Regions from separate parts of the Homo sapiens genome. Here region 2 is linked to region 1. The links are chromatin loops, found by intact Hi-C in ENCODE. Cell type or tissue: endothelial cell of umbilical vein. All regions are shown on one strand. Each heading gives the region's core, and the rest is flanking DNA. Links, peaks and the distances in the headings are about the cores only.

Region 1 (10,883 bases), core at 858-8,857:
AGATCATAAAAATAAAGCTTAACAGTTGGATTCAACATCTCTTATCATCTACCACTCCCCACAGACATCTCATCTCTGAATCCCGATCCGTTATTCTTGAGCTAGGTACACACATTCAATACTCTGTAGCCCAAGGCAATGCCTACAATCTAAGTTCTAGGGCAGAGACTACCATATTCAGTTTTTTTATTGTTTCTCCAAGTCAATTATTTCTTAGAAATGTATTAAATTTTCTCATGCCAGATTTTATGTGATTTAATTATGGAACACTAGAGAAAATCAGGGATTTAAAAGAATTTTTCATGCCTCTCAGCCATGATCCAAGGTGACTGGTTGTACGTGGTAAAGGATAGCATCTACTCAGTCCCCGCGATTTGAAGACATATGTAACCAGCACTTGCCACCTTATCATTATACTCTAGAAGGCCATCAACCAAGACTTCATTCCGGATGTCCTAGCTCTCAGAGAACATCCCTTTCGACCCAATTGTATTGTCTGTTCATACTCTATTATTACAGTAAATGTGAGTGAACAGCAGTGTATTGACTTTTAATTATGTATAGTATATTTTTAAAATTTGTAATTACTATTCCTTTATACGTCTCTAAAAATCTTGTAATTATGATGCTAAACACTATCACACCATTGGAAATGGCAGAACTGTTCAGATTTGCCAATATCTGGGTGATTACTCTTGCTTGCAAAGGTTTTTAGAGAAGTAATAATTATGTGCTTAGCATTTAAGCTATTTCTCCAAGTTTACAATTATTATTCTTTCTTTCTGCAGAGAGCACTGTGACTTACAAAGAGTAAGAAAACTAGAAACTTTTGTTTGGTTTGCCAATGTATTGGCAGCATGATTGGGACAGAATCCAGGTCGTGCCCCAGGAGAAAGCTATTCGTGACACCATCTCTTCGCACCCTGAAAACATATTTATTAATTCAGTGTTTGACGTGTGTTTGTAATTACTGATGTGTATTTATGGGTTTCAGGTGATTTTTTTAAATCTTAGAATCTCTGCCCCTTATTGAGGGTGGTCTTAAGGTAATAGGACATTTACTGAAACAACCTTCTGTACCAAACATGATGCCTTCTTTTACCTCCGTGGCTTCCAGCTTCAACCTGTACTCCATGTTCCTTCCAGACTCTGTGCTCCATCCACAGCAAACATTGCAGCTTGCTAAGCAGCCTGTGCTGTTGCTTCTGGGCCTTTGCATCGGATGTGGTCCCTGCTTAACAGACCTTCCCTAGCTCTTTGCCTGCACACAATATTCAGCTCACCCTTCAATTCAACGCAGCTAACTCACCTTTTCTTCTCTAACAGCCTCATCCCCTCCCCTAGAGACTTATCCACTTCTCTTTGTGCTACACTGGTATACTAGGCATTTCTGTCATTTTTTTTCCTGTATAACATCCTCTGAATGTAGCATCTATTTAGTAATTATCCTATTTGAGGATGGAACTGTCTTTAAAAGAATCTTCAAGATATATACAACCAAAAATGGCAAACAGAGTAACACCTACACAAGTTTGGTACAGTGCCAGAAACACATGCTTTATTTTTCTGGACAAATTAAAGAAATTCACCTTTGGTCACGTCCACTTCTATATTTGGACATTTTCATGTGGTTTCTGGGTACTTCTCTCTTCTTCATTCCTCTTGTTTTTTTTCCTGGCTTATTTTTACATTAGTAGTTCAATTTTTAAAGTTCCTGAAACAAATGCAAAAAGTTGGTATGGTATTATTCAAAGTATAAGATCAATTTGTAGATCTTAGGAAATTCTAATTCTATGAGTCACTTTACTTCTTCTGTATGGGTCTCCTTTTATTCACTTAAACTGTTAATGTAACAAGAATTTATCTACTGAGTGATTGCACCAAGCACCCTGTCCTTATTCCTTGCAGGGAAATAGTAGGAGTGAAGAATCTCCTTAGTCATTATTTTAAAGTATTTTTTTCAAGTCAGTGAAACTACAACAGTAATGACAAAGTTAAAAGCATTTAGATTACAACTTCAAACAGTGATTATATCTCAAACATGTGCTATTAAAAAATCTTCGGGAGTTAGAATGTGATAAGATTTGTCATTCATTTTCACAGATATTTGGAAGATATTTCAAATAATAAATTTTGCTACTAAGTGGTAATTTAATTGTGCATTTAGACTCAAATTTCTCTGGACAAACATCCTACTTAAATTTTTCTTACCCATAGTAGATTTTATTCGAACGAGAGTAAACACTTTAAAAGCTTTGATGGAAGAATTAGTAAGTACCAATGACTCATAGTTCATCTAGCATTTTTCTTCCCTCATGCATTTTGATGACCATTTAATGGGTTACACCACCAAAACAGCTCCATTAAAAATTTTCAAGCCAGAATAAGAAGGTAAAATTAACCCACAGTTTTTCAGGTAGATCCATGAATTAAGACAACTACAGGAAACATCAATGGGTAAAAAAAAATGTATTCTCTTTTTATAAGTTTATAATAATTATTTATTAGGATCACTGTCCTTCAAAGTTCTAAATTTAATTGAAGAAAACTTGTTAATGCTTATAGAAGAGTCACTTTGTTAAATTTATCATGTTTGTATATTAATTGCTGATACGTGAGATAAATCTAAACATGATATAATCAGTCATAATATTTGATTTTTAAATTGGCAATTACATTTCTTGATTATTGATTTAGAAGAATTTTCTTTTTTTCTTTCTTTCTTTCTTCTTTCTTTCTTTCTTTTTCTTTCCTTCCTTCCTTCCTTCTTTCTTTCTTTCTTTTTCTTTCTTTCTCTTTCTTTCTTTCTCTTTCTTTCTTTCTTTCTTTCTTTCTTTCTTTCTTTCTTTCTTTCTTTCTTTCCCTTCCTTCCTTCCTTCCTTCTTTCTTTTCTTTTCTTTTCTTTTCTTTTCTTTTCTTTTCTTTTCTTTTCTTTTCTTTTCTTTTCTTTTCTTTTCTTTCTTTTCGGATCTCACTCTGTTGCCCAAGCTGGAATGCAGTGGCACAGTCATGGCTCATTGCAGCCTTGACCTCTCAGACTAAACTGGCCCTCCCACCTCAACCTCCCAAGTAGCTGAGACTACAGGCATGAGCCACCAGGCCCAGCTATTTTTTTAATTATTATTATTTGTAGGAGTGAGGTCTCACTATGTTGCCCAGGCTGGTCTTGAACTTTTGGGTTCAAGCAATCCGCCCGCTGCAGTCTCCCAAAGAGCTGAGATTATAGGCATGAGCCACCATGCCTGACCTAGAAAAATTTTCAATATGTTACAGAATGTTTATCAATCTGGTAGTGCTATTAAAATAGGGTCTTGGAAATACCCTTCTGGCAGCAGAGAGCAGATCTGGTGGCAGGGAATATGACCAACTCACAGAAAGGGCACAAGCAAGGAAACAGTGTGAGGTGGTAGCAAGAGTGATGAAGAGAACAAGGCAGATTCAACAAGTGCATGGAAGTAAAATCAGCAGAACTTGATAGATCTGTTAGCTATGCAGAAGAAGAGAAAAGAAAGAAAGTGAAAGATGGCTTGGTCAATTCTATCCCAGGTCTTTCCAGAAAGGAATTCAGGGAGGACCTGGTTTGGGAAAGGCCAAAGGTGGGAGCAATGATGAAACGGGTGTAATCCATGGTCAGAGACTCTGAAAGAGGGCATCACTTTAAAACACATAAGTAATTTTTAAAAATCCTAATTATTATATCACCAGTGAACTTGGTGAAAAAAAGAATTGGGAAGGCTGATAATAAAATGCTTTTTCTAAAGGGATCTCTCTGAAGAATTCAGTTTTATTATTTCAATAGGTTTTGGTGAAACAGGTGGTGTTTGGTTACATGAATAAGTTCTTTAGTGTTGATTTCTGAAATTTTGGTGCACCCATCACCCTAGCAGTGTACACTGTACCCAATGTGTAGTCTTTTATCCCTCATCCCCCTCCAACCCTTTCCCCTGAGTCCCCAAAGTCCATTGTAAAATTCTTATGCCTTTGCATCTTTATAGCTTAGCTCCCACTTATGAGTGGGAACATATGATGTTTAGTTTTCCATTCCTGAGTTACTTCACTTAGAATAATGGTCTCCAATTCCACCCAGGTTGCTGCGAATGCCATTATCTCATTCCTTTTCAAGGCTGAGTAGTATTCCATGTGTCTATGTGTATGTGTATATATATATATATACACACACATATAGATATAGATATATATACATGTGATATATAGGTATATATCAGATTTTCTTTATCCACTCATTGATTAGTGGGCATCTGGCTGGTTGTATATTTTTGCAATTTCAAATTGTGCTGCTATAAACTTGCACGTGCAGGTATCTTTTTCACACAATGACTTCTTTTCCTCCGGGTAGATACACAAGAGTATGGGATTGCTGGATCAAATGATAGATCTACTTTTAGTTCTTTAAGGAATCTCCACACTGTTTTCCATAGTTGTTGTATTATGTTGGTGCAAAAGTAATTGCAGCTTTTGCCATTAAAAGTAATGAGTAATGAGCCTACCCTTTAATCTGCCATGGAGAATGATGATCACAATAAGAGACTTAATATTTATTCTGTGCTTCCCAGGTGTCAGGCATTATATGCTGTTCTATGTCTTATCTCAGCCATTGAGAAGTCCTATCAGGCAGGGCTGATTGTCCCCACTTACAAAAGGGTGAGATCTAGCTCCGAGAGGATTCATGATATGCCACAGGACTGACAGCCAGGAGTAACTTTCAGGACTGCTCTGAACAGGCAACCCTAGGGAGAACTGCATGAGCCCACAATCTGGGATCAATGAGCAGATAAGAGAGATGAGAGAGGACAAAGCTGCTCCTCTGCTCCTTTTTCCCCCCAACTTTCTCCTTTAAGATCCATCTTTAGGGGCAGCAGGGAGAACAAATGGGTGCAATGGGAAGTGGGGTCCCGGAGCTCAGAGGCAATAAGAGCAGCTGACGTGCATGGGGCTGAGGTTCCAGGTAGAGCTGGATTTTACTCCAAAGTGTGCAGAACCCAATTTCAACTATCTTTGAAGAATCACAAAGAAAGTGAAAGGGCAAAGCCACGAGTCCTGGAAACCTCAAATAGTCATACTTGATGGTATTTTCTGGTAAACCTGTGGAATGGACTATTGTGCTACAGACTTATAAGCCCTTTAGAAAAAGCAGTCATGATTTTCAGGAGTCAGCATGGCTTCACTAACAGCGAGTCACACCTCATTTGCTTTCTGACATTTGACTGGACTGGCAGCTTGGAAGATGACATAGATGTGGGGTAGCTGGGTTCCATCAAAGCATGTGACAGAGTTCTGTTTAATATGTTCACGGAAGCACAGCAGGATGACATGAATGGACTGATAGCAAAATCGGATGCAACGTAAAGCAGTGAATAACTATTTTTTTAAAAAGTGGTGATTAATGTACTGATATCAGCCTGAAAGGAAGTCATTAGCAGTAAGCCAAAAGGTTCTGATACGATTAAATCCAGTCAAATGCTTTTATCATTCACTTACTTGAAGGCATGGAAAACATGCTTCTCAAATAAGTGGGTAATCTAATGATTGTGGGAATGTCTACTACAGCAAATGACTGTATCAAGATTTAAATAATCTAGGGATGCCAGTATGAAGCACAAAAGAAGGTGTTGGAAATTTCTTTCTGAGAAATCCTTTGAAACAAGATAGATCCCTCATCAAGCCAGAGCTGGTAAGAATTTCTGCTTTTGACTTGTATTTAATTTTGAATTGAATTTGGTGAATAAAATTTGGCTTCTTTTCCTCCTCCTGTAGAAACTAACTCCAAAATAAGAAGCAAAACAAACAAATGAACTTCATCTTTAATTTTTAAAAAAGAAAAATAAAAATGAAGGAAAGAAAGAATAAAACAGAAGCCTAGCCTCTCAAAAGCAGTGACAATCAAACATGGAAACCCTCGAGGGTGGACACCTATGGTCCCAGACCTCAGAAAAGGCCATCAAAGTCCACTTGTTCAAGGTAGATGGCAGCCATGCAGGTTAGATCTAAACTCGGGTCACAGGATGGGGATGAGTTCTGCCCGGCCCTGAGAGCGTCCCCAGAGTTCGTCTGGCTCTGAGAGAAAGTTGAGGAAAAGTGGCTGAGAGAGCACCGTGCCAAAGTGTCTTCAGAAGGTTGTCCTTGGTGACAACATGAGGCAGGTGGTGAGGCAAGGAGAAGTTCCACTGGGAGTCCCCCGAATGTTGATCCTGCTTGGATGAAAGGAAATGAGAGTCCAGAAGCTCATCTGCACTCCATAGTCCTGAGTCATTCTGAGAATTCCTAACATCCTGAAGCACACGCTGCCCCAGGTCCCACATGGACTTCCTACAGATAGTCAATATGTGGAGAGCTTGTCTTGTTCAAACATGAGAAATATTCGAGAAATAATTTAAAAGGAATAAGCAAAATATACAAAGATTGTACAATTCTACAAATGGGAAGAAAGAACAGAGAAATTAATTTCTAATGCAGACAAAAACCTGCATTAGAAAAACGCTACCACAAAGAGAGATTATGATCCAACCTATCTTCACAAATTACCAACAAAATGAAACCATCATCTGTATAAACAAAACACGCAGCAGAAACACATTAGTTCATGGGTGATATATTGGGACCTCAGAAGAATGTGCTATGTGAGCTGGTGTAGCTCAGGAAAAAATGTGAAAAATATAAATGCACAGGAAAAAATGATAGCTAAATGGGAAGCAGCACTAAGGAGAAATACTATGAAAATACAGCTCTGCACATAATGGACTGTACTGAGAAAAACACTCAAAATATAAAGAAAATGAGCAAAGAGTTAATGGGATTACAGTGAAAAACAGTAGTTATGGAACAAGGCAAGTAAAATCTAGAAAGTGTGATGGATTTACCTAAGTAGGGTGTATTAGTCAGGGTTCTCTAGAAGGACAGAACTAATAGGATATATATATATACACACACACTATATATATACACATACACATATATATGTGTGTATATACATATATACATATAAATACATATACATATACACACATATATAGTATAGGATATATATATATAGTGTGTATATATATATATACTTATAGGATATATATATATAGTGTGTATATATATATACTAATAGGATATATATATACACTAATAGGATATATATATACACTAATGGGATACATAATATATATACTAATAGGATATATACTATATATATACTAATAGGATATATACTATATATATACTAATAGGATATATATAATATATATACTAATAGGATATATATTATATATATACTAATAGGATATATATTATATATATACTAATAGGATATATATTATATATATACTAATAGGATATATACTATATACTAATAGGATATATACTATATATATACTAATAGGATATATACTATATATATACTAATAGGATATATACTATATGCTAATAGGATATATACTATATATATACTAATAGGATATATACTATATATATACTAATAGGATATATACTATATATATACTAATAGGATATATATTATATATATACTATTAGGATATATATATATATACTAATAGGATATATATATACTAATAGGATATATATATATATTAATAGGATATATATTATATATATACTAATAGGATATATATTATATATATACTAATAGGATATATATATATACTGATAGGATATATATATATACTATTAGGAGATATCTATATCTATATCTATATCTATATATATATGTAGTGGAGTTTATTAAGTATTAACTCACATGATCACAAGGTCTCACAATAGGCCGTCTACAAGCTGAGGAGCAAGGAAGCCCAGTCTGAGTCCCCAAACTGAAGAACTTGAGAGTTCTGTGTTAGAGGGCAGGAAGCATCCAGCACAGCAGAAAGATGTAGGCTGGGAGCCTAGGCCAGGAGCCTAGGCCAATCTAGCCTTTTTGCATTTTTCTGACTGCTTAATATCCTGCCCATGCTGGCAGCTGATTAGATGGTGCCCACCCAGATTAAGGGTGGGTCTGACTTTCCCAGCCCATTGACTCAAATGTTCATTTCTTTTTTTTTTTTTTTTATTTTTTTTTTTGAGACGGAGTCTCGCTCTGTCGCCCAGGCTGGAGTGCAGTGGCGGGATCTCGGCTCACTGCAAGCTGCGCCTCCCGGGTTCACGCCATTCTCCTGCCTCAGCCTCCCAAGTAGCTGGGACTACAGGCGCCCGCCACTACGCCCGGCTAATTTTTTGTATTTTTAGTAGAGACGGGGTTTCACCGTTTTAGCCGGGATGGTCTCGATCTCCTGACCTCGTGATCCGCCCGCCTCGGCCTCCCAAAGTGCTGGGATTACAGGCGTGAGCCACCGCGCCCGGCCTCAAATGTTCATTTCTTTTGGCAACATCCTCACAGACACACCCAGGATCAATACTTTGCATCCTTCAGTCCATTCAAATTGACACTCAGTATTAACCATCACATAGGGTATCAAAATAACAAAAGAGTAAAATATTCAAAAAACATTATTTTAAAAAACTTCAAAAAACAAATATTTACATTTCCAGTTTGAGAGGGTATCTTATGTCCCGAGGAAAATCCATGTAGAAAAGACAACCATAAGACATAGCTAGTAAACTTTCTGAACCTTAAAGGACCCTGAGGTTAGAAGATGTATTTGTTTGCCATTGCTACTGTAGAAAAATACACAAACTTAGTAACTGAAAATACTGCAAATTTATGATCTCACAGTTCTGGAGATTGGCAGTCCAATTAGTCTTCTGGGGCTGAAATCAGGGTGCTGACACACTTGCATTCCTCCTGCAGGCTCTAGAGGGGATCCACCTCCTCACCTTGCCCAGCACCTATACTTCCTTCCTCACGGCTCCTCCCTCCACCTTTAAAACCAGCCTCATGGCATCTGCAAATCTGTCTGACCTCTGCTTCTGTCCTCACAGCTCTTTTTCTGCCTCTAGTGCTCCTGCCTTTTTCTTACCAAGGCCCTTAAACACACCCGGATAATTCATAATCATCTTCCCACTCCAATATCAGTAAATTAATCCCATCTGTAGAGTCCCTTGCTACCATTTTAAGGTAGCATATCCACAGTTTTCAGGGATTAGGTGAAGCACATCTTGGAGAGAGGGTGGCATTATTCTGCCAACCATAAAAGGCAAATGAAAAGTTCGTCTAGAAGGTAGAAGGAAAGAAAAACTAAACTTCTGTAGATTTTTCCACAGTGGCAGGGAAATAATGGAAAATATTTGTATTCATTATTTGTTGCTGCCTAACAAATTACTCAAAAACTTAGTGTCAACAACACACCAAAAACGACATATTATCCATATCTTTTCTGCAGATGAAGAATTTGGGAGCAGTTTAAGGGCAGTTCTGGCTCAGGGTGCCTAGTGAGGTTGCCATCAGAATGGCAGCTGGGACTCCAGGCATCTGAGGCTGCCTGGGCCAGAGGGTCTGTGTCCAAGGTGCCTTCTCACAGGATGGAAGGCAGTGCCGGCATCGGTGAGGCTGCTTGGGCGTCTTCTACAGTCGCAGTACGGCAATTGGCTTCCTCCAGAATGAGACCCAAGAGAACAAGAGGCAGGCCTTGAAACTCATGTCATCATTTCTGTCCTGCCCTGTTTGTTAGAAGTGAGGCTCAATGGACCTCACACTGCATTTGTATCAAATGCCCACAAGAGGCAAATCTATAGATGCAGAAAGTAGATTTGTGGGTAGCTTAAGGCTGGAGAGGGGACTGGCAGGGCTGAGAGATGACAGAAGGTGTGGGTTTCTTTGGGGATAATGAAAATGTTCTGAGTGTGGTCATGGTGGTACATTTCTGTAAATATATAAATTTGAAAAACAGTGAATGTGCACTGTAAATTTTATGGTATATGTAGTGTATATGAACTCTATCTCAATAAGGCTGTTACCAAAAATACATACGTATTTAATGAAGTATACTATATAAAGTTACAGGTAAAGTTAGTCTGAAAACTAAAAAAAAAATTCAGATCAACAGAAAAAATAAATAGAAGACATGTAGTGAAATATTATGTAGTGTAAGATTTATAATAGCAAAAAATATACATAAAACGCTAGAACACAAAGAAAGCTTTCCATGTAAAAGTGATCAATATATCTGACATCCTCTTAACTAGTAAAGGAAAAAGACTCAGCTTGATTGGGAGAATCACTTCAGGATGTGTACACGTATCAAGTCATCATGTTGTGCACCTTAAATATATGCCATGTTTATTTGTCAATCACGCCCCAATAAAACTGGGAAAAAAACAAAGCAAGAAATCGGCACATATATATTTAAGAGACAAACTAAAAAGTTGTAATTCAGAAATATTTAAGTTAACATGATGAGAATGGCATACTATGAAAATGCCAAGAATGTAAAGGGTCAGAATCTTAATATCAGATAGGGTTGCATTCTGGAAAATAAACAAACAAACAAAAAACACCAAAAAAAAAAAGACAAAGGCATTTTATATGTTAATTGTTGCTATCCACAGTGAAGACTGAAGGCATGAAATTTTATGCATAAAATAACATTATTAACATAGGAAAGCAAATCTTCTAGATAAAAATGAAATCATGAGAATTATAGACAAAAACAAGTATAGAATTCTTTCAGCCTATGATAGGTTTTCGAAATAACTAATTATATAGAATATCTCCATAGACCAATATTAGAAATTAAATTTCATTTTAGTAAGTGATACATAATTAATAAATAGCAAAGACATAAATGCTTAAAACCATACTGAGATTCCGGTCTGGCAATTCTTATCACATTTTATAACACAATGTATTAACAAGGGTATCATGAAGCAGATGTTTTCAGGCTTTTCTTGGGGGAGAGTAGATGTGAATAACTTTTAAGGTGAGCAATCTG
Region 2 (10,883 bases), core at 989-8,988, 780 kb before region 1:
TTTGTGTAATTAACAGCCCGCTTCCTATCAGGTGCTCTGCCTTCAGTGCTCTCTGCTGCGGCTCTTACCAGCGAGGACTGGAGGGGCGGCTCCTTTACCTGCCCTGTCCTGGTTTTTGCTCCCGCCTGCCCCGTGAGCCAGGGGATGCACTCACAGCTGCTCTTTTTGATGTATAAAGTGTGTTTGAACATTATGCCAAATATCAAAATGTGAAGGACTAATCCAGGATGCAAAAACGTTATGGGGGGTTGTAAATACGAACTATACAACAGTTTAGGATGCAATTATGAGTGTAAACTGTGTGCCTTATTTATACTTCATTGTCTCCAGCTTCTCAGATAAAGTTTTGATGTGTTGTACAGTGGAATATCTTAGATACTTTTTGGAAAGTTTTTACATAAGTTATATCACAATTAAAATGTTGAATTTCAAAAAAAAAAAGAGGCATTCGTTTGAGATTGCCTGGGGTCCTGTGGTTTGCTGAATAAGACTCAGTGTGGGGAACTGTAGACTCTTCCTGAGAAGCTCAATTCCAAAAGGAAAAGGAAAATGCCGACTGGGATTCCCTGACAGGCATTGGTTAGCTGCTGTCTCTGTCCACTGATAACTGGAGCTTTCAGAAAGGCATCCTCTGCAGCCCAGCATCAGCTTCTCCGCCTGCTGTTCCCTCCGGGAGGCGGCCCGCACCTCAGAAGCAGACACCGTTGTGCCTGGGTCCGGTGGCGTCTGGCCAACAGGGGCTGGATGGGGGGCAACAGCAGCAGGAGGAGGACAGAGGAGGTGTTTACTCAGGGTCTCCTGTTAGGGTGCTGTGGGGTGTTGGGTTTCTCTGCTGGAAGCTGCAGCTCTGGTCACCACCTTCTCAAACTATAGGGCTGCCCACCGGGCATGGTGGCTCACGCCTGCAATCCCAGCACTTTGGGAGGCCGAGGTGGGTGGATCACCTGAGGTCGGGAGTTCGAGACCAGCCTGACCAACCTGGAGAAACCCCATCTCTACTAAAAATACACAATTAGCCGTGTATGGTGACACATGCCTGTAATCCCAGCTACTCGGGAGGCTGAAGCAGGAGAATCGCTTGAACCCGGGAGGTGGAGCCTCCTCCCATCTGCCCCCTCCCTTGGGCTTTCTGGAGGGATGGACAAAGTACAGTATTAAGGCTACTGCTTCTCTCTGTGCAAACAGCCCTCTTCCCATTTTAGGAAGGGAGTTGTCTATGCTGGAGAGACCCCCATGAACCAAGGAGCAGCTCAAAGCGAGCTTCCATGTCCTTCCAGGGGTCTGCGGATCTTCTGCTACTCTTTTAGCATCTCTGCTCTCCTCCCCTTCCCAGGCTCTGATAGAACCCTGAGGGCCTCACTTCCCTTGCTCCTGGACTTGCAACTAGGAATACATTTAAAAAGTCTCCTCCAGAGGAGCACAATTCCAGCTAAGCCGTTTGTTGTTGCTGTGAGCCGAGATCACGCCATTGCACTCCAGCCTGGGCAACAAGACTGAAACTCCACCTCAAACAAAACAAAACAAAACAAAACAAAACAAAACAAAACAAAACACTATGGGGCTGCCCTCCAGGGCCATGGATAAGACTTCTTCCCCCTCTCTGCAGCCCTGAGGCTGGTGACCCCTGGTTTAGTGGACTAAACATTACTGCTTTTCCTAAACTCTGCCCCTATCTTGGTAAAATGTCCCTTCATCCTAAGGTCCTTAATGTCAGCTGTTCGCTGCAGCATCCTGACTAATGCACAGCTGAGAGGCAGTCAGAAGCCAGCAACAATGAGGGTGATTTTAAAAGACCATGACGAATGTGTACACAGAATACTCAGTGGCCCCAATCCCATACAGGTGCTGAAGGTGGGCTACGAACTGCACACTAAGGTTCTGTAGGGAAATGAATTAGGATTGGTGGTAGATTTTCCACTGAATCTTCTTGTAATACAGTTCTCTAAGTGCTTCCCTGTACCCACAGTTCTAAATGATCTTCAGTGGAGCGTATTTGTCTGTGTGTGTGCGTGGGTGCCTTAATACTTCTGGAAGCATCCTCTTAACCCACTGTTTTCATTTATACACATATCACCTGTTTCATGGCTAGGACTTGGTAGGATTAGACATACATGGGCCAAAGGTAACTTCAGTCAGACCCTGTTTAATTATAAAATGGCAGAGTAAAATAGATCTAATATGTCAAGGGACACACCTTAAAGCTTATCCAGCCTGAAGAACATTAATGGTAAGTAGAAACAAGCGAACAAAGAAAACCTTTTGAAGTGGCAACAGAGGGGAGGGGTGGGTGCTGGCTCCTACTGAGTTGAGGACAGAGCCATTCCTCTCACTGATGTGCTTCTTCCCTGGAGGTGAGTGTGGGGTGCATGTGGGTGTGCGTGGGGTGGATCCCATGCTGGTGCCAGGACTGCCAAAGTGTGCGTTGGTGGGAAAGAGAAGGAAGGGAGAGCAGGATCCAGTGTCCATTGTGCTGATTTTTTGTGGACACAGAAATGAGAAGGCAGAGAAGATGTCCAAGTCTTCTGTAGGAGAGCTCACCCTCTCCTGGGTAGTTAAGGTCAACCACACTGCATCCGGATCCTGCCAGGAACTTGGAACGCCCAGAGGGCTGGCAGCGACGCAGTGCTGGACATTCCCACCCCACCCGGGCTGCTGCGCTGGGGGCAGCCGGATCCACAGAGATGCAGAAGATGTTGTGGGAAGAGACCATGGGAGAGCCACAGAAGCAGAAGCGCCTCCCTCCCCACTCCCTGCACACCCACCCCCTAAGCTGGGAGCGCCCAACATGCAGCCAGAAAAAAAAAAATCGTTGAAGGCCGGTTCACATCTACTGCCTAGAGAGCAAATCCTCACTGATGTCAATTTCACGTATATGGAAGTGAATATATTCACTTCCTAGGCTGCTGAAACGAAGTGCCACAAACTGCCTGGCTGAAAATAACAGGAATTTGTGTCTCACCATTCTGGAGGCTGGAATTCTACGATCAAGGTGATGTCAAGGCCAGACTGTCTCTGAGGCTCGGGGTAGAAGCTGTCCTGCCTCTTCCCGGTTTCCGGTGGGGCCAGCGGTGCTCGCGGATGCTCCTGCAGGCTTGTACATGCGTCGTCACAACCTCCGCCTTCAGCCACACCCCGTGTTCTTCTTGTGTGTCTCGGTCTTCACGTGGCGTGCCTCTTTTTTATAAGGACAGTGGTTTTATTGGATGCGGGGCCCACCCCATTCCAATGTGACCTCGTTCTAATTAATTACATCTGCAAGGACCTTATTTCCAAATAAGGTGACATTCTGAGGTCCTGGGGGTTAGGACTTCAACATCATTTTTGGAGAAAACCATTCGACCTTTGACAATGCCCAAGTAAAACGGTTTCATTTTTAGCGAGTGGACGTTCGAGTTCTCTATTTGAGGCATTTTTCTCAAGGATTTCTAACAATAGCTCACGTTATAGGTTGCGTTTATTTTTCACCATAATGATTTTTAAAATGTCAAAGCCTTGGCCCAACGACATGGGTGAGTTTGTTTTTATTGTTAGAAAGGATTCTATGCTGCTTTCAAATGTCTGCAGGTTTATTTTTAGCTGGACAGGAAGTGCATCTTACGCTTATGTTGGTTTGTAGGCTGCCCCCTTTTTTGGAGGAATGTTATTGTTAGAAAACCACGTTCAGTTTGGAGATGAGTTTGGATTGAGCACCACGCAAATCTAAGTTATAATTATACTACTCTCCGCTATAGATTTTCCAAAATAATCTTTCTGTTCATCAGAATTTGAAACCTTTCAAATAATGGTTCCGTTTGTTATTCACAATTTCACAGCCCAGCAGCTGCCTTTTATTTGTCTTTAAATGAAAGGTCAAGAGGTTTTGATGTAACCTGGGGTTGAATTGAAGGTAGCATGTCCATGTAGTGAGATGTAAAGTGAAAAATAAAAAAAAAAAAACATAAAAATGCTATGTCGTGACCACAAGATACCAGAATCATTCTTATTTGTTATGACTAAACATCCAGTTATTTCAAAGGGAGGGAAATAGTTCAATCCAGAGCTTACCTAAATTTTTCATTGTTTCAGCAAAGGGGCTTGTGATTTGGGGGAAGTTTAGTTCTTAAGTAGAGGACCTTTCCATCAGACAAGCTGCTTGTATTTGTTGCTGGTGCCACGGATAAGCTAGTATTTCAGAAGAGAGCAAGGTAATCCCATCCTAATGCCGTAATGAGGGTCACAGTGAGGTACGGGAAACGGTGGGACTTTCCACCTAAAAATATCTGCCAGCAGTTATATTGTCAGTTGGCTGTGATCTCCACCTCCAGCAGTGAACCTTCGGGGAGGAGGTTCTTTGACCTTCCTTGGTGTGATTGCCTGGGGAAAGTGATCATTTCATGGAATCGTGTCTGTTTCTCCATCCTCTTCTTTGAGGGACTTCTGAATGAATAAGGTATCACTCTCACACCCCAAACCAACACTTTAACCCTCTGTTGAAATACTATTTAAAGGATGGTTGCATGAGGATGGATTCTATTTTTGCCTGTGACCAAACACAATGAGTCTTAAAAAATAGCCTAGATTTCTTTCTGCTTTGCCTTGAGTGATGATTACAAACACCCCAGCCTTCCACGTTGGTAAGGGCCACTCTCAGGTTCACTAGTATATCTGATGGTGACCACTTACTAAGGTGCCTCCTGTGAGCCGGGCACATATCATGTGTGTGGCACGTCCCATCTCATTTACTCCTTACAACAGCCAGATGAGCTACAACACCCAGATGGTGCTCCCTATATCGCCTTTACAGAGAGGTGACATGGTGGTATGGAGGTAGCCAGGAAAAACCGCGCGGAGGCTCCGACCATCCATCTCTTTGCTTTAGGCCTGGGATCACTTGCAGATGAACCATCTGCCCCCTCCCTTGGGCTTTCTGGAGGGATGGACAAAGTACAGTATTAAGGCTACGCTTCTCTCTGTGCAAACAGCCCTCTTCCCATTTTAGGAAGGAAGCTCTTTATGCTGGAGAGACCCCCATGAACTAAGGAGCAGCTCAAAGCGAGCTTCCATGTCCTTCCAGGGGTCTGTGGATCTTCTGCTACTGCTTTAGCATCTCTGCTCTCCTCCCCTTCCCAGGCTCTGATAGAACCCTGAGGGCCTCACTTCCCTTGCTTCTGGACTTGCAACTAGGAATACATTTAAAAAGTCTCCTCCAGAGGAGCACAATTCCAGCTAAGCCAATCATCCATTCGAACCTTCATGTCTTGGGTTATCGGTTTTCTACTGCAAGGGACGCACCTCGTTCCTTGGAGGGTTACATGGGGTTTGTTGATGGTGTAATCAATTGCCCATGTGATTTGGAAAGACAAACTCGGCGGGTTGAAGCAGGATGTATCCTTCCACATTTTAATTGCTCCCAAGAATGATCAGATAATTGCCTTCCTTTGAAGGATCCATGAGAATGTGCTGAAGTGTCCCAGCAAAACAAAAGAGAGTCTCTGAGCGGCTTCTATTCTTGTCTGGCTCTGTTGACAGCGATTGAATGCTCTGGGGAAGAGAAAAGGCTGGCAGGGAGCCTGGGCCCAGAGGAACGTGAGGAGAGCTGGGCCCCCTCCGAGAGACGTTAGTGTGCTGTGCTCATTAGAAGGAGAATGTGCCACTTGTACTGCCTTCTGCTTACTGCCCCTCCTCCAGGGAGGACTTGTTGAAGGCATGAGAAAATATGAAGCCCGACCCCAGGGCTGGCAGCTGCCGCTGCACCGGAGAGCCTGCCTCCGGGAGCCAGGGACGGGCCGACCTGAGCACACACTTCCTTCCTAGCCTTGTTACAAACATTCCTGTGAGATGGGCAATTCTAAAAGGCTTGGCTGGCTTTAAATGGAGATTGTGAAAAGGCTTAAGCACTTTTGTGAAGTCAGATGTGACTCATCTCCTGCCTGTCCTTATGACCTGCTCGTCCAAACAAGTGGATGCATTGGTGAGAAAAGAAAAGGAAAGAAAAAGGAAAAAGGAAAGAAAAAGGAAAAAGAAAAGAAAATACAACCTCGGTATTTACTTTTTTGGTGGTTTCTATGCTTGATTGTCAAAATCCCTGTGGAGATTGGTCAAAGCAACAGTTTCTGGTGTGACCGGGGACCCTGGCTGCGTTCAGGTGCTGGTTTCTAATGGAGAAGATATTTCTTTTTGTGTCCAAGAGTCATGGGTTGGGTGGTCTGGGGGTGAGATGATGTCAGGGTTCAGGCCACAGGGTGTAAATGCAGAAGGACTTCGACATTGCGGACTCCAAAGTCCTACAGGCAGGCTGGGCACAGGCAGGCCCCAGCACAGTGCCTGAGACGGACCTCTGTGTCTTGAATGAGATCACCAGTCCTGGTGGGTATTTCAAGGTTGTTATAAAGTCAGGCAATGGGACCAAGACAGAAGCTTTGAGGACAGAAACAGTGGTTCTATGAGTAGTTCAGTAATGCAGAATCAGGGCCACAGGAAGCTCAGCTTCTGCAAGCTGGTGGCTGCCTCCGTAAAACATGGGTCTTTACAAGGCTCGTGGCCGCTGCAGTTATCTGGGGTGTGCACTGGCTTTTATTCTGATCACTTGTGAGTCTACCTGTCTCCCTGTGTATTTAGTTGCCCTTCTGTTGTAAAGGGTTTAGGGCTTGGGAAGGGCTGGATTCCTGCCCCCAAGTCCTCACCCCTCCCTTGGACTAGTGCCATTGGACTGTGCCTTGGTTGTGTCCATGGACAGTTGTGCATGTGAACAGGCTTGACCACGTGCCCGGTGCACCAAGACATAAGGGCACCAAGTGCATCTCCTCACACCTCTTGCTCTCCTGAGCTCTGTCAGGAGACAGTGTGTCTCAGGTGGCTTCCTGGCCGTGAGGCTGACAGGTGTGGAACACACCTGAACTGAGCCCAGCCGATCCACCCCTGCAGCAGAACTGCACCAGCCCCCTGCTGGCCTTCAATGCAAAAAATAAAGGCTGTAGACCCATGAAGGTTGTACAGGCAATCCTGACCTCAATGGCGGGGATGGGCTGGTGCCCTCCCCCGAAGTAGGAGGGACCTCACAGTCCGTGATGACGCATTTAGTTCAGAGAGGGTGAGGACTTGGCAGCAGCAATCCCATCCACCCCGCTGAGCCACCGAGACTGTAGCCGCCGAGATGTTCAGAATTCACTTTATTAATCAGCACAAATGGATGAATAGAGCATCTTCAGGTCCCAAAGAGTCCTGGGTGAGCCTGGGTTACATGGAGGGTCAGCTGGGAGGTCAGAGGGACCTCAAGATGCAGAGCTGAGCCTGTCAGGACAGGAGGGTCCTAGCTGTAGAGACTTCGACAGGAGAAGGAGAAGGCAGGGAGCCCGGCCAGTCGTGTTTTTCTCAAAGCCCACCAACAGCAAAAGCAACAGCAGCAGCAAAACCCACAGACCTCATCGTTCCCGCAGAGCTCCTTCCTGGAGTCCAGCCACCGCAACGCATTGCCTTCCTGTCATTTGGGTGGTGTGTGCCGCATTCATAGTCATCGTTGGGGGGCGTCTCAGGAACCCCCTCACATCGCTGTCCCTTTCAATTACCCCCCATTTGATCTCCCTCTTTGAAGTGGGGCTTTGAAAGCACATTGACAGCATCATGTGGGTGACTGGCCCCGCTCTTGTACAAAGGTTTAAGGAGATTAGCTCAGCCCCTGGATAAGATGGGTGAACTTCATTGCTCCTTGGCATCCAGGCATTAATCTGTTCTCAGAGCTGCTTCTTGAAGTGGGGAGTGCCTAGGAGACAGGCTGCAGACCTCAGATAGTGAGGCCCTTTGTAGGACACACACTCTCAATAGCACTCGGCCTCCACTGTGCACAACAAAAGACATTTTCCTGAATTATGGGAGGCAAAGTCCATTAAGTGCAAAACTACGGTGGAAAAATGGCTATCACGGTTTCCTGGGAGGTAGCCCCTGTGATTACAAATCCCACAAACTTTCATACATGAGAATTCAGCAATAAACCCTGAATTTCCTGGGGGGCTGTCTCTTGTTAGTTTTTGTCAATCACAGCCTTTTGGAGTTCAAATGGTCTTCCTTGTGCTATCTGTAGTACTTCACCACCTTACGGTGCCACGATGCTATCGTGGTCCATTTCTGAGCAAAACAGATACTCCACAAATGACGTAGGTTTCCATCCTTTTAAGTCTTATTCTAATGTTGGAGAACCTGCATGCACATGTTTTTAATATCTAAATGCCATGAGAAGAAAATGTACCGATGAATTGTGTTTCAAAGCTGTTTTCAAGTTTTTAAAAAATCCCTAAAGCGAAGCACTCTCTTGTGTAGACTAAGTTGGGAAGGGTGCTCGTCTTCCTGGACCAGTTCACACGGGCTAGATAAACCATAACCGCTGAGTTAGGATACCAAATACTGCAGGAACTAACCCCAGTACCGACGAAGCTTCTGTCTGCAGAAAAAGAGTTACACATATCCTCTGGGCATTAGGAAAACATCCTCCTTGTTTCCTTTAGATTCCAAAGTCTCTCCTAGTTTCCCTCCTCTTCCCTCCCACGGACTTTGAAGGGGGAATGGAAGTCAGGAGCTGTGGCTGCTAAGACACAGAGGGCAAAGCCCTGGGAACACAGGGCTTCCCCAGCAGCCCCAGCCCGGCTGAGTGGCACGATGGGGATGGGGGCTCTTGCAGGAGCTACTGCCGTGGAAAGAGAGATTCAAAATCGCCGGTTCTGATGGGCAGCGGGAAGCATGGCTCCCATGCTTATTTGGCAGGGGCTTCCCTGGAAGTGGGATTGGACGCATATGGGTTTTGTCAGCACCTTCTTGCTGAGCAGGGTCTGGTGAAGCTGTAGAAGCTGGGGACCTTAAGTCGGTGGCCCTTTGTCAGAGATTCTGAATGGCTACCCCTTTCAGCTGTGATCCACAGAAGGCAGTTCCCGGCTCCTGCTGGGCTCCAGCCCGAGGTCCCTGGGTCCTCCCTGAGTCAAACCTGGGCGGGGGTGTGCTCGCCTTCATGTTCCGCTCTGTTAGAAGGTTTCCAAAGCAGCGCTCTTTGTGTCCCTGGGTTGAAAAAATTCTTTCCTGGAAGAGCTGTTGCAGTTTTAACTTAAGCTTTCTTTTTCCCCTAAGACCCAACTGTGTGCCCACAGGACTGGACTGAGTGGGTGTCTGCAGCCAGCTCCCTGCGGAGTCTTTGTGACCAGTCCAGTTTACACTTGGCTTTCTATTTTCTCAGAAACTGTGGTCTCCCAGGAGTCACGCCAGCTCCGGGAAGGTATGAATTCTATGAATGCTGTGTGGGTCGGTGCCACCATGAACAGGGCATGCCCAGGCACGTCTCACCCCCATGGCTTCCTTAGGTTCACCTGCTTTCCACTGGCAATTTGATTTGGCTGACAGCTCAGGTGCTCTTTATAACTTCTGTGGGGAAAATTAGAACCCTTATCTCATCAATTACATGAGGGAGGGCTTTCTATCAGATACCTCACCCCTTTCACATGTTCTTTAAAAATATCAGCAGAGATGAGTGAAATACTATTAACAACTAGTGGCTCAATCTCATTGACACAGAATGTCCAGACCCCTGATTATTTTCTGTGATGAGTTGAACTGTGTCTCCCGAAAAGTTCATGTCCTAAACTGGGTACCTCTGAATGTGGCTTTATTTAAAAATAGAGTCATTGCAGGTATGATTAGATGAGGCCATATTAGAGTAGGGTGGATTGTAGCCCAATATAACTGCTGTCCTCATGAAAAGAAGAAAACATCGTATGAAGACAGAGATGCACAGGGAGGGCGCTGTGTGAAGATGATGGCAGAGGTTGCAGAGATGCTTAAAGAGCCAAGAACATCAAGGGCCGCCGGCACCACCAGAAGTCAGGAAAAGGCAAAGAGGGTTCCACTCAGAGTCTTGGAGCATGGCCTCCCGATGCCTTGATTTCAGACTTCTAGCCTGCAGGATGATAAGACAGTAAATTCCTGCAGTTTTAAGCCACCCAGTTTGTCCTATTTTCTTACTGAAGCCCTAGCAAATGAATATACCATTTGTTGTGCACACTCACCTAGACTGGTAGATCTTTTATCCCCGTTTGAAGATAAGAACACCAGCCTCAGAGAGGTTGAGCAGTCTATTCAGCATCACACAGCTTTCCTGGAGCTCGAAGTGGTGCTTGGGCTGGTTGCCGTAGTTCTGGTCTCATCGTTTTGTTTGTTTTCTGCTTTTACCAAAAGGTACATTCCCCTGGTCTGTGAAGCAGGCGATGGAAAGGACCAACAAAGTGATTCAACAAAGTTTTGAAGTGTAATTTCCAGACATTAAGTGTTAAAATCAGTTTTGACAAGTGCATACATCCATATAACCCAAATCATGTCAAAATACAGAACTTTCCCATCACCCAGAGGGCGTTCCCATCAATTACAATCCTCCCACCTTTGATCTGACTTCTCTCCCTACAAGTCAGTTTTGCCAGTTCCTGACCTTCGTAGAGGGGGACTCACTCTATCTGTTTGGCTTCTTTCTTCTGCATGGTTTTAGATCGTCCACACTGTTAGGTACTCAGGGAATTGTTTCTTTTTATTGCTGAGTAGTTTCATGATATGAATTCACCGCAATTTGTTTGCCCATTCGCCTGGTGATGGACATTTAGGTTCTTTCCAGTTTGGGGCTATTATGATTAAAGCAGCTATACATAGCCACACAGCCTTGTGGATATTGTTCCTTTTGTCTCGGGTAAATACCTAGAAGTGGAATTGCTGGGTTACACAATGCAGGTTTATTTAACTTTATAAAGCAACTGAGAAACCATTTACAAAATAGTGAAATCATATGAAGATGAAGGCATGTCTGCTTGCTGCCCTGTGACAGCCCCCTCTTCCTCCTATGACACAGCACAGTCTAATCATGGTGAGAAAGTGAAATGGGT

Evidence for each region. Peaks named below come from ENCODE experiments on the same cell type or tissue, not always from the same donor. Only the 100,000 strongest peaks of a DNase experiment are listed, where the experiment ranks them.
Region 2: a loop joins it to region 1, with 6 times the contacts of the local background. A loop is called at or near these places in 4 of 110 quality-filtered maps.

Annotation. Positions count from the first base shown.
Region 1 is chr13:109,340,112-109,350,994 of GRCh38, reverse strand. No RefSeq gene overlaps it. Among named protein-coding and RNA genes, the nearest start is that of LINC00399, 55 kb to the left of the region's middle. RefSeq lists an enhancer at 1,013-2,212. In endothelial cell of umbilical vein, for the core only: no CTCF peak of the experiment used is centred there; DNase peaks (open chromatin) are centred at 2,024, 5,304 and 6,254; H3K27ac peaks cover 3,512 bases.
Region 2 is chr13:110,121,483-110,132,365 of GRCh38, reverse strand. It overlaps LINC03082 (long intergenic non-protein coding RNA 3082), which reads left to right and starts at 3,230. Exons shown (of 3, transcript NR_187462.1): 1 at 3,230-3,509. LINC03032 (long intergenic non-protein coding RNA 3032) reads right to left here and starts at 10,664. Exons shown (of 3, transcript NR_148221.1): 1 at 10,439-10,664; 2 at 10,023-10,206; 3 at 7,132-9,913. It overlaps LOC101927712 (a long non-coding RNA gene), which reads left to right. Exons shown (of 3, transcript XR_931726.3): 3 at 1-404. RefSeq lists enhancers at 4,652-5,459, 5,460-6,268, 8,781-9,980, 10,463-10,562. In endothelial cell of umbilical vein, for the core only: no CTCF peak of the experiment used is centred there; a DNase peak (open chromatin) is centred at 5,755; H3K27ac peaks cover 3,482 bases.